2 separate regions of the Homo sapiens genome follow, and region 2 is linked to region 1. A link is a contact called in ENCODE Hi-C or POLR2A ChIA-PET data. All regions are on one chromosome and are shown on one strand. Each heading gives the region's core, a stretch centred on a gene start or an enhancer-like site at or near the end of the contact. The rest is flanking DNA. Distances are from core to core; before and after follow the strand shown. Region 1 has its middle 48 kb from the start of MAP3K10. Region 2 holds the start of C19orf47 (chromosome 19 open reading frame 47).

The links. Hi-C counts contacts between places; a loop is a spot of excess contacts on that map. ChIA-PET counts read pairs that join two places held with the same protein, here RNA polymerase II (POLR2A). Pooled maps may share reads with other maps.
Region 2: a pooled map shows a loop between it and region 1 (4-fold over the local background). The contact joins the promoter of C19orf47 here to the enhancer-like site in region 1. A Hi-C loop is called at or near these places in 1 of 37 single-sample maps with no recorded cell type and 7 of 50 pooled maps. POLR2A ChIA-PET finds 5 or more read pairs at or near these places in 1 of 52 experiments (common myeloid progenitor, CD34-positive).

Annotation. Positions count from the first base shown.
Region 1 is chr19:40,140,882-40,146,863 of GRCh38, reverse strand. No RefSeq gene overlaps it. Among named protein-coding and RNA genes, the nearest start is that of MAP3K10, 48 kb to the left of the region's middle. RefSeq lists enhancers at 1,542-1,591, 2,212-2,361. Within about 2 kb of position 3,068, at least 7 of the 41 ENCODE cell types and tissues checked have a DNase peak (open chromatin) inside an H3K27ac peak, as active enhancers do.
Region 2 is chr19:40,345,777-40,351,758 of GRCh38, reverse strand. C19orf47 (chromosome 19 open reading frame 47) reads left to right here and starts at 3,362. Exons shown (of 9, transcript NM_001256441.2): 1 at 3,362-3,435. It overlaps PLD3 (phospholipase D family member 3), which reads right to left and starts at 3,064. Exons shown (of 13, transcript NM_012268.4): 1 at 2,991-3,064. RefSeq lists an enhancer at 3,118-3,407 and a silencer at 3,398-3,487.

The sequences.
Region 1 (5,982 bases), core at 1,819-4,318:
AAAAATACAAAAATTAGTCAGGCATGGTGGTGGGTGCCTGTAGTCCCAGCTACTTGGGAGGCTGAGGCACGAGAATTGCTTGAATCCGGGAGGAGGAGTTTGCAGTGAGCTGAAATTGCACCACTGCACTCCACCCTGGGCAGCAGAGTGAGACTCAGTCTCAAAAAAAACATGGCTGGGCACAGTGGCTCATGCCTGTAATCCCAGCATTTTGGGAGACCGAGGCAGACTTGAGGTCAGGAGTTTGAGACCAGCCTAGTCAACATGGTAAAACCCCATCTCTACTAAAAAACAAAAATTAGCTGGGTGTGGTGGCAGGTTCCTATAATTCCAGCTACTTGGGAGTCTGAGGCATGAGAATCCCTTGAACCCAGAGGTGGAGGTTGCAGTGAGCTGAGATTGTGCCACTGAGCTCCAGCCTGGGTGACAGGGGGAGACTTCATCTCAAACAACAACAACAACAAACAACAACAACAACAACAACAAAACAAAACCAAAAAACAAAAGAAAAGAAAAAGTTTCTCTTGCCCCACAAGGCTTGGCTAAGTATTAATAATAATTAAGAAGGTTTATACATCCTAATCCCTAGAACCTGTGAACGTTCCCTTATATGGCAAAATGGACTCTCAGATGTGATTAAGTTTGTTCAGTTGGGGAAATGATCCTGGGTTACCTGGGTGGGTCCTGAATAGAATCACAAAGATCCTTACAAGAGGGACACAGGAGAAGTTGGTCAGAGGGATGTCGATGTGACAATGGAAGCAAACATTAGAGGGATGCGGGTTTGTTTGTTTGTTTGTTTTTTGAGACGAAGTGCAGTGGTGTGATCTCAGCTCTTTGCAACCTCCGCCTCCTGGGTTCAAGCAATTCTCCTGCCTCAACCTCCTGAGTAGCTGGGATTGCAGGTGCTCACCATTACGTCTGGCTAATTTTTATATTTTTAGTGGAGATGGGGTTTTGTCATGTTGGCTAGGCTGGTCTTGAACTCCTGACCTCAGGTGATCCACCCGCCTTGGTCTTCCTAAGTGCTGGAATTACAGGCATGAGCCACCTCACCCAGCCGAGGGCCACTTTTGGAGAAGGAGGAGGGGGCCACGAGCCAGGGGATACGGGTGGCTAAAAAGACAAGGACATAAGGTCTTCCCTCAGTGCCTCCAGAAAGAATCAGCCCTGCCAACCACTTGACTTTAGCCCAGGGAAGCTGATTGCTGGCTTCTGACCTCCAGAACTGTAAGAGAATAAATCTGTGTTATTTCCTTTCTTTTCTCTTTCTTGTTTGCTTGCCCAGGGAAGCTGATTGTTGGCTTCTGACCTCCAGAACAGTAAGAGAATAAACTTCCTAACTTCCTTCCTTCCTTCCTTCCTTCCTTCCTTCCTTCCTTCCTTCCTTCCTTCCTCTCTTTCTCTCTCTCTCTCTCATTCTTTCTTTCGTCTCAAATCCCTGGGCTCAAGTGATCCACCCACCTCAGCCTCCCAAAGTGCTGGGATTATAGGTGCGAGCCACCTTGCCCAGCCAATCTGTGTTGATTTGGGGTTTGTGGGAGTTTTGCAGCATGGCCACTCAGTATGGAGTGCTTGGATCTGAGCTTCTCTGGTCCCTTGGCCTAGTAAGGCTCAAGATAGCTTTGCCCTGTCCTAAGTGTCTTACTTCTGTTAAAACAGTTTATTCTCATGACAACCTCTAGGAGGTAGGCATTGTCATATCTCAGTTTTATGTGTGTGGTCACAGAATCAGAGAGGTTAAGTGATTTGATTAAGGTCACGCAGCTAGTAAGTGAGGGAGCCAGAATATAAATCTAGACCATTTGAATCTGGATCAGAAGTTCTCCACGTTTGATCTCACTATAATCTTGTAAGTGAGCCGGGTGTGAAGGCTCACCTGGTACCTGTAATCCCAGCACCTTGGGAGGCCAAGGCAGGAGGATCACTTGAGCCCAGGAGTTCAAGGTTGCAGTGAGCCGAGATCACACCACTGCACTTCAGCCTGGCCAACAGAGTGAGACCCTGTCTTTAAAAAAAAAAAAAAAAAAAAAAAAAAAGGCCAGGCTTGGTGGCTCACGCCTGTAATCCCAGCACTTTGGGAGGCTGAGGTGGGTGGATCAACTAGGTCAGGAGTTTGAGACCAGCCTGGCAAACATGGTGAAACCCCGTCTCTACTAAAAATAAAAATTAGCCGGGCATGGTGGCATGTGCCTGTAATCCCATCTACTTGGGAGGATGAGGCTGGATAATTGCTTGAACCTGGGAGGTGGAGGTTGTAGTGAGCCGAGATCAAGCCACTGCACTCTAGCCTGGGTGACAGAGCAAGACTCCATCTCGGGAAAAAAAAAAAAAAATTCTTGCAAGTGGAGAGAGAATTGCAACCTTTGTGGCACCTTTAGACACTTCCAAAGCGTTTGTGTTTCATAGAGAATGCTTTTCTTTTTGATGTAAGTCTATTTCTTAACACATTAGAAAGAAAGAGAGTTTCCCGTGGAGGAGCTTTGTCATTGTCAGGAAATGCTGCATTTCAAGTGGTTTCACAGCTAGCATAACGTTGTAAAAGCAAAAATATATTCAAATTTATTTGACATTGCAGAGGCCCAAAATGGTGCTGATCAAGATGTCTGGTACAGTTCTTTTCACAGGGTGCTCTGATTTCATCAGCCAGCATTCCTAATTTAAAATAAGGAAAACAAAGGCAAAGTCCCCAGCTTCCCAAATCTGTACGATTATTCCTTTGTTTTCAATTCTGTGATGGAGATGATTTTTTTTTTCCCCTGAAGAAACGCAGATCTCCTTATTGGTGGATCTTTTTCTCTGCAAGAGGCTTTGCTTCTAATTTATTAGGTATTGATTCATATAATAAAAATCTTCCTTTTAAAAAACAAAGTACTACATTTCTTTGTTAAAAAAAAAAAAAAAACCCCAGGAAGTTCTTAAAATAGGAGTTCCTGAAATTCAGCGAAACACACAAATTGTGTTATTTTAAGGCAAGCCACTTGTAACCACATGTAAGTCAAGAAATAGAATTTGCCAGCTGTTCATAAGCCTCTCCACGTGCCCTAGCCCAGGCGCCCAGGCCCAGCCCCTCCCTTCTCTCTACCAAAATTAACCCTCAGCCTGACTTTTTTTTTTTTTTTTTTTTAAGATAGAGTCTCACTCTGTCATCCAGGCTGGAGTGAGGTGGCATGAGCTCGGCTCACTGCTACCTCCACTTCCCAGGTTCAAGTGATTCTCATGCCTCAGCCTCACCAGTAGCGAGATTACAGATGTGCACCACCACACTCAGGTAATTTTTTTGTATTTTTAGTAGAGATGGGGTTTCGCCATGTTGACCAGGCTGATCTTGAATTCCTGACCTCAGGTGATCCGCCCGCCTGGACCTCCCAAAGTGCTGGGATTACAGGCGTGAGCCACCGTGCCTGGCCAGCCTGACTTTTATAGCAATCATCTCTGTGTTTCTTTATAGTAATTAGTTATCCAAATGTGTGTCCATAGTTTAGTTTTGCCCTTTACAACTTCTAAAATGTTATTATTATGCCTCTTTTTTCTTATTCAGAGAATGTTGAATTCTCAAAGAAAAAAAGAGAATTTTGAATTGTAGTGACATCAGCATACGTTTTGAAGTATGTGAATATATATGCATATCTGAATATATATGTGCATATATAAAATTTTAAAATATCAATACTATCACTAGTAATATGATGACTAAATATAGTTTAAGATTTTCTTATGGTGCTTTTTTTTCCAGGAGGATATACCCCATTAGGGATTTATGTCAAATTAATATATCTTAAATTACTTTAAGACATTGTTTTAGCCTGGGCAACATAATGAGACCCCATCTCTATAAAAAGTAAAAAATTAGCTGGGCGTGGTCACACACGTCTGCAGTCCCAGCTACTCTGGAGGTTGAGGTGGGAGGATCGCTTGAGCCCAGGAAGTGGAGGCTGCAGTGAGCTGTGATCATACCACTGCACTCCATCCTGGGTGACAGAACAAGACCCTGTCTCAAGAAAACAAAAAACCAAAACCATTGTTTTGTGGGTGATTGAGTCCCAATCGCAAAAATTGTTTTGACATTCCATTTACTTGGAAAATATAAACCAATGAACATATGTATTCATTTTCCTCTCTATTGAGCAAAAGGTACATCCTGTTCATACCAATTTGCACCTTGGTTTTTTCACTTAACTACATCTTGGAGGTGACTATATATGTGTGTACACATGGGCCGGGTGTGGTGGCTCACGCCTGTAATCCCAGGACCTTTGGGAGGCTGAGGTGGGCGGATCACTTGAGGTCAGGAGTTCAAGACCAGCCTGGTAAAAATGACAAAACCCCATCTTTACTAAAAATACAAAAATTAGCAGGGCGTCATGGTACGTGCCTGTAGTCCCAGCTACTAGGGAGGTTGAGGCAGGAGAATGGCTTGTATCCTGGGAGGTGCAAGTTACAGTGAGCTGAGATCGTGCCATTGCACTCCAGCCTGGGCGGCAGAGCAAGACTGTCTCAAAACAAAACAAAACAAACAAATAGTCAAAAAAACAAAACAAAAAAACACGTGTGTACACACTTGTACATACACACACATCACATATATATGTAATCTTAATATATCTTATTTTCACAGCTGTACAGTGCTCTGTATTTGTGGATATAGCATAGTTGAATTAAGCAGCACCCTCTTCATGGCTATTGCAATAGTTTCCAGTTTTTTGCTATCATGCGTAGGGCTCCAGTGAAGAGGCACGTTCATATGAAGTTTCCTATTTCTGTCTGTGTCTTTGGACCTAATTCCTAGAAGTAGGATTGCTGAGTCAAAGGGCAAATTCACTAGATATTGCCAAATTCTCCTCCATGGAGGTTTTATCTTTTTATATTCCATCAGTAAAATGGAAGAGTCCCTGTTTCCCCACAGCGTTGCCAACAAGAGGGCTGTCCAACATTTGGATTTTTGCTAATCTGTTAGGTGAGAAATAGGATCTCAGGGCAGTTTTAATTGTGTTTCTTTTATTATGAGTGAGGCTGAGCTTTAGTTTATTTTTTATTTTTTGAGACAGGCTCTTGCTTTGCCAGTCAGGCTGGAGTGGAGTGGCACAATCTCGGCTGGCTCATTGCCACCTTCGTCTCCCAGGCTCAAGCGATTCTCCTGCCTCAGCCTCCTGAGTAGCTGGGATTACAGGTGCATGCCACCATGCCTGGCTGCACCATGTTGCCTGGCTGCAACATGGCATGCACCATGCCATGTTGGCCAGGCTGGTCTTGAACTCCTGACCTCAGGTGATCTGCTTGCCTCAGCCTCTCAAAATTCTGGGATTACAGGTGTGATATTTTATTTTTTATTTTTTGAGACAGGGTCTTACTCGGTCACACAGGCTGGAGTGCAGTGGTGCAATCATAGCTCACTGCAGCCTTGAACTCCTGGGCTCCAGCAGTCCTCCCATCCTCCCACCTCAGCATCCCGAGTAGCTGGGATCACAGGTGTGTGCCACCACACTCAGCTAATTTATTTTATTTTATTTAGAGACAAGGTCTTGTCATCTTGCTCAGGCTGGTCTTAAACTCCTGGGATCAATCAATCCCCTCACCTTCCCTTCGAAAGTACTGGGATTACAGGGATGAGCCACTGTGTCTGGCTATTTTTATAAATTTAGGTGGCATTTGCATTTTTTAACGTGAACTCTCTGTTTATGTATCTTGCCCGCTTTCAATAGGTTTCTTGTTTTTTTTCCCTTAATTTTTAGACACTTTATATTTTAGGGATTTTAACTCTTTCTCTTCTGTGATATAAGTGGTAAATATTTTTCTTATTTTGTCATCTGTAGTTTTTGGTTGTGTATGGCTTATTTTGTGGCCACGCAAAAGGTTTTTGTTTTTTTTTTGTTTGGTCATTTAACAAAATTCTCTTTTATGGCTTCTGGATCTTGAGTAATAGTTTGGAAAATTTACACCCTCCCCGGTAATGAGGGAACTCACCAGTGTTTTATTATCTGT
Region 2 (5,982 bases), core at 2,113-4,612, 200 kb before region 1:
AGCCTTCTGCATGGCTCACAAGGCCTTCCACGATGTGCCCCATCACCCCTCCAATGTCGTCTCTTGCCCCTCTCCTCTCTCACTGACCTCCTTGCTATTCCTTAAATATTCCAAGCTTGCTCCTACCGCAAGACTTTTGCTTTTGCTGTTCTCTTTGCCCAGCATGCTGTTCCCCCAGAGGGCCATGTCACTCTTTCTTTCTCTCTCTCTTTTTTTGAGACAGAATCTCGCTGTCGCCCAGGCTGGAGTGCAATGGCGCAATCTCAGTTCACTGCAACCTCCGCCTCCCTGGTTCAAGCGATTCTCCTGCCTCAGCCTCCTGAATAGCTGGGATTACAGGTGTCTGCCACTATGCCTGCCTAATTTTTTGTAATTTTAGTAGAGACGAGGTTTCACCATGTTAGTCAGGCTGGTCTCGAACTCCTGACCTCAGGTGATCTGCCAGCCTTGGCCTCCCAAAGTGCTGGGATTATAGGCATGAGCCACTACGCCTGGCCGTTTTTTTGTTTTGTTTTGTTTTTTTGTTTTGAGACAGGGTCTCCGTCTGTTGCCCAGGCTGGAGTGTATTGGCAAAATCATGGCTCACTGCAGCCTCGAACTCCCAGGCTCAAGCGATCCCCCCACCTCTCAGCCTCCCAAGTAGCTGGGACCACAGGCGCACACCACCATACCTGGCTAATTTTTGTAGAGATGGGGTTTCGCTATGTTGCCCAGGCTGATCTCAAACTCCTGAGCTCCAGCGATCCACCTTCCTCAGCCTCCCAAAGTGCTGTGATCACAGGCGTGAGCCACCGTGCCCAGCCCTACTCTCTCTTCTCCTTCAAGTATTTGTTTCAAATGTCACCTTCTCAGAAAGCTTTCCCTGACCACCCTATTTAAAACTATAACCTTGACCCCACATTCCCCATGCCCCTTCTAATACATCCAATAATCTACTTACCTATTTACCCATTGCCTCTTACCCCCACTAGAGTGTAGTACACAGTCCATAAGGCCAGATTTTTTTTTTTTTTTTGAGATGGGGTCTCACTCTGTCACCCAGGCTGGAGTGCAGTGGTGCGATCTCAACTCACTGCAGCCTCCGCCTCCTGGGTTCAAGCAATCCTCTCACCTCAGCCTCCCGAGTTGCTCAGATTTTAGGGGCGCGCCACCATGCCTGGCTAATTTTTGCATTTTTAGTAGAGATGGGGCTTCACCATGTTGTCCAGGCTGGTCTCAAACTCCTGGTCTCAGGTGATCCACCCACTTCACCTCCCAAAGTGCTTGGATTACAGGTGTGAGCCATTGCGCCAGGCCGAGATATTTTTGTCTGTATTGTTCATTGAGGTATCCCCAGTGTCTAGCAGTGTTGGGCACATATATAGTACATGCTTAAGAATTATGTGCAGAATGATTAATTTGTGTTTTCATTCCCATATTGCAGATGCAGTAACTGAGGCGCTGGGAGGTTAAGTTAGTTGCCCAAGATCATGCAGTTTTTTTTTTTTTTTTTTTTTTTGAGACGGAGTCTCGCTCTTGTTGCCCAGGCTACAGTGCAATGGCACGATCTAGGCTCACTGCAACCTCCGCCTCTCAGATTCGAACGATTCTCCTGTCTCAGCCTCCCGAGTAGCTGGGATTACAGGCATGTGCCACCATGCCTGGCTAATTTTGTATTTTTAATAGAGATGGGGTTTCTCCATGTTGGTCAGGCTGGTCTCGAACTTCCGACCTGAGGTGATCCGCCCGCCTCGGCCTCCCAAAGTGCTGGGATTACAGGCGTGAGCCACCGCGCCTGGCCTATTATTATTATTTTTTTTTGAGACGGAGTCTCGCTCTTGTTGCCCAGGCTGGAGTGCAATGGCGCGATCTCGGCTCACTGCAACCTCCACCTCCCCGGTTCAAGCCATTCTCCTGCCTCAGCCTCCCGAGTAGCTGGGATTATAGGCATGCACCACCACGCCCGGCTAATTTTGTATTTTTAGTAGAGACGGGGTTTCTCCATGTTGATCAGGCTGGTCTCGAACTCCCGACATCAGGTGATCCGCCCACCTTGGCCTCCTAAAGTGCTGGGATTACAGGCATGAGCCACCGCACCCGGCCGAGGGTGACATGGTTAATAACAATATTAGCCAAAAACACCATGTCAAGCTGAGCCTACCACAAGAATAAACTCACAGAATCGTCACACTCAGCCCTGATGTGGATGTCCCCGTGTGCATTTTGCAGATGAAGCTGGGATTGGAAAGGTGCCATAAGGCAGTCAAGGTATCCAGAGGTGTAGTGGTGGGGCTGGGATTCTGACACACCCCAGGTAATGGGCTGCAGTACCCCGTATGTTATGTGAGATGTGACACGGGGAAATGACGAAGACACGGAGGGAAGAAAAATAACTGTAAGGCTGGGTGGCTCCTTATGGGGAAAACTGGAAGCATGAGGAGTGGATGGTGACTGGTCAGAGGAACAGTGATGCCAAGGGAGGGACAAAGACACAAGGGGTAATGATGACGTAAGAGTTGCATTAGCGCGATTTAAGAAGAGCGATGGGGACAGTAGCCATGCGAAGGTGACTTGGGGGTATGATGAGGGTTTAAAGAGAAATGAGGATTTTATAAAGGAGAAATGGCAACAAAAGCAGGATGCAGGTAACATATGGCGATGACGAATTTAAAGGGAGCGATTACGACCTATGGTGGCAAAGAGGGCTTACAGGGAACGAAAGCGAGTTAAGGGCGTTGATGACAACAAGAGGAGTTGTGAGGATTTAAAGAGGGTGATGGCGACAGAAGGAGTTGTGAGGATTTAAGTGGGATGAGACAGAAGGAGAGGAATGGTGACATAAAGAGACCGAGGACGACATAAATTATAGCGTGGAAGACAACGCTATAATTATATATATTATATTCCATATATTATATTCCATATAATATATATTATATTCCATGCATTATAGCGTGGAAGACAACACGAGGAGGGTAGCCGAGGCGCCGCGCCCCCAGATCGCACAGTACCTGCACTCCACGTCTCCCACTCCGAGACCCAGCCCCACACGCACCTTCCAGGCTGTATCCCCGCCTGACGGCCCCTCCTAGCCGCGCGCAGGCGCACTACGGCTAGACTGCAGGCCGGCGGGGGCCAGGCATGCGCCTTTCTCATTGGCCGCGCCGCTTGCTAGCTTCGGGCGGAGGGGAGCGCCGGGCCGACGGTGGGCGGTCACGTGACGGTTACGACTGCACTCTCGCTGGTGTCGGTGGGCGGTCACGTGATGGTTATGGCCGCACTCTCGCTGGTGGCGGCCTGTTGGGGTAGAGCGGCCGCGGACGAGTCAGTTCAGCTTCCGGCGGTGAGAGGATGCTTCCGGGGCGGGCAGCCCGGGCCGGGGGAGGAGTGTCTGACAGTTGGCGCCGCCGGGAGGGAGGGCGGGCGGCGCGAGTGGGCGCGGGCCCGGTGGGCCAGGTGAGGCGCGGGCCGGGGGTGGTGGGACTGGGCCGGTTGCGGTAGGGACGGGTGGCGTCCGGGTGTCTGGACTCAGTTCGGGCTCCGTTGTACGGCTTCGGACTTACGATTTGTTTCTTTGAGCCTCAGTTTCCTCCCCTGTGGAATGGGGGTTAGAATCCGACTGTATCACCGGCTTTATAAATGGGAGTGAGAAGTCAGGTCGTGTACGTTGGATGCCTTAGCTCAGCGCCTCCGCATAACGCTCACTTCGTTACTATACTATTATTATTAGTATTGATGTTTGAGCGCTTAGTATGAAAAATTGTTGGGTTTGGAAGCCGTCGAATTTTGGTTCAAGTCCCGCTCCACTGTGCGGCAGTGGGGCCTGTGTCTTCGCTTCCTTGAACCCCGTTTTTTCTCATCTGTACAATGAGAGCAGATAGTCCCAATATCATAGGGTCGTCTTGAGGATTCTGATGAAATCTGTGTGTGTAAAGATTTTAAGCAGAGGGGCTGGCACAGTGAGAGCTCGTGGATTGGGACTATAATGATAATGATTCTGAGAGTCATTGGTGTAGCTGGGAATTCCAGGGAAGCTGGGGGAGAAAGCTCAGAGACAGCAATAGGAAAAACTTAGAATTGGAGCCGGGGAAATCGACATCCTGTCACTTACTATTTGACCAATTTTGCTGAGTCCTGAAGTACTAGTTTTTTTCTTTTTCTTGATAATGACTAGTGCATTTTTTTCCCCAGTAAGTTAATTTGAGAAGGCAAATTTGCATTGCTGTCTTCTTCTTTTTTTTTTCTTTGAGACGGAGTTTCGCTCTTGTTGCCCAGGCTGGAGTGCAATGGTGCAATTTCGTCTCACCGCAACCTCCGCTTCCTGGGTTCAAGGGATTCTCCTGCCTCAACCTTCCGAGTAGCTGGGATTACAGGCATGCGCCACCACGCCCGGCTAATTTTTTTTGTATTTTAGTAGAGACGGGGTTTCTGCATGTTGGTCAGGCTGGTCTCGAACTTCTGACTTCAGGTGATCTGCCCGCCTCTGCCTCCCAAAGTGCTGGGATTACAGGTGTGAGCCACCGTGCCCGGCGCATTGCTGTCTTCAATGGAAAACTAGCATTGCTGGCCATGAGAGGAAGGAAAAGTTCAGGTAAAATACAATGGAAACTGAACAGCCCATTACATTGTACACTGAAATGGAAAGATAATTGAAAAGGAATACTACGTATTCCCTTTGAATAGGGATACTGTTCAGAACCTGTACTGTGTGATTCCCTGTTGTCAGATCCCATGGACCCCCATTAAGTTGTCCTTATACTTGTTCCCAGCTCACACTTTGTATAAAACTAGCATTAAGTCAGTGACTGTCCCACTGTTTCCCTAGCTTACTGAAGATTTGTTTTATTTGATGCACACTTAACATCGCACTTAACCACCTGCCGTGCATCTTTGTTCTAAGGACTCTGTTTATTAACTCGTTTAATCCTTGTAACACCTTTAAGAATGGGTCCTTGGCTGGGCGTGGTGGCTCACGCCTGTAATCCTAGCACTTTGGGAGGCCGAGACGGGCGGATCACGAGGTCAGGAGATAGAGACCATCCTGGCTAACACGGTGAAACCCCGTCTCTACTAAAACTACAGAAAATTAGCCGGGCATGGTGGTGGGGGCCTGTAATCCCAGCTACTTGGGAGGCTGAGGCAGGATAATTGCTTGAACCTGGGAGGCAGAGGTTGCAGTGAGACGAGATCACGCCACTGCACTCCAGCCTGGGCGACAGAGTGGGACTTCATCTCAAAAAAAAAAAAGGGTCCTCTTTTTTTTTTTTTAAGATGGTGTTTTTTTATTTTTATTATTTATTTATTTATTTATTTATTTATTTATTTATTTATTTATTTGAGACAAGGTCTCGCTCTGTTGCCCAGGCTGGAGTGCAGTGGTGCGATCTTGGATCACTGCAACCTCTGCCTCCCGGGCTTAAGCAATTCTCCTGCCTCAGCCTCCTGAGTAGCTAGGATTACAGGTGCCCACCACCACGCCTGGCTAATTTTTGTATTTTTAGTAGAGAGGGGTTTCACTATGTTGGCCAGGCTGGTCTTGAATTCCTGACCTCAGGTTATCCACCTGCCTCAGCCTCCCAAGGTGCTGGCCAAGAATTGGTAATCTTACTTTTTTTTTTTTTTTTGAGATGGAGTCTCACTCTGTTGCCCAGGCTGGAGTGTAGTGGTACAGTTTCGGCTCACTGCAACCTCTGCCTCCTGGGTTCAAGTGATTCTCCTGCCTCAGCCTCCCGAGTAGCTGGGATTACAGGTGCCTGCCACCATGCCCAGCTAATTTTTTGTATTTTTAGTAGAGGCGGAGTTTCGCCATGTTGGCCAGGCTGGTCTCAAACTCCTGACCTTGTGATCCACTGCCTTGGCCTCCCAAAGCGTTGGGATTACAGGCATGAGCCACTGCGCCCAGCCACCTTTCCTTTTTTTTTTTTTTTTTTTGAGACTGAGTCTTGCTCTGTTGCCCAGGCTGGAGTGAAGTGGCGTAATCTTGGCTCACTGCAACCTCTCCCC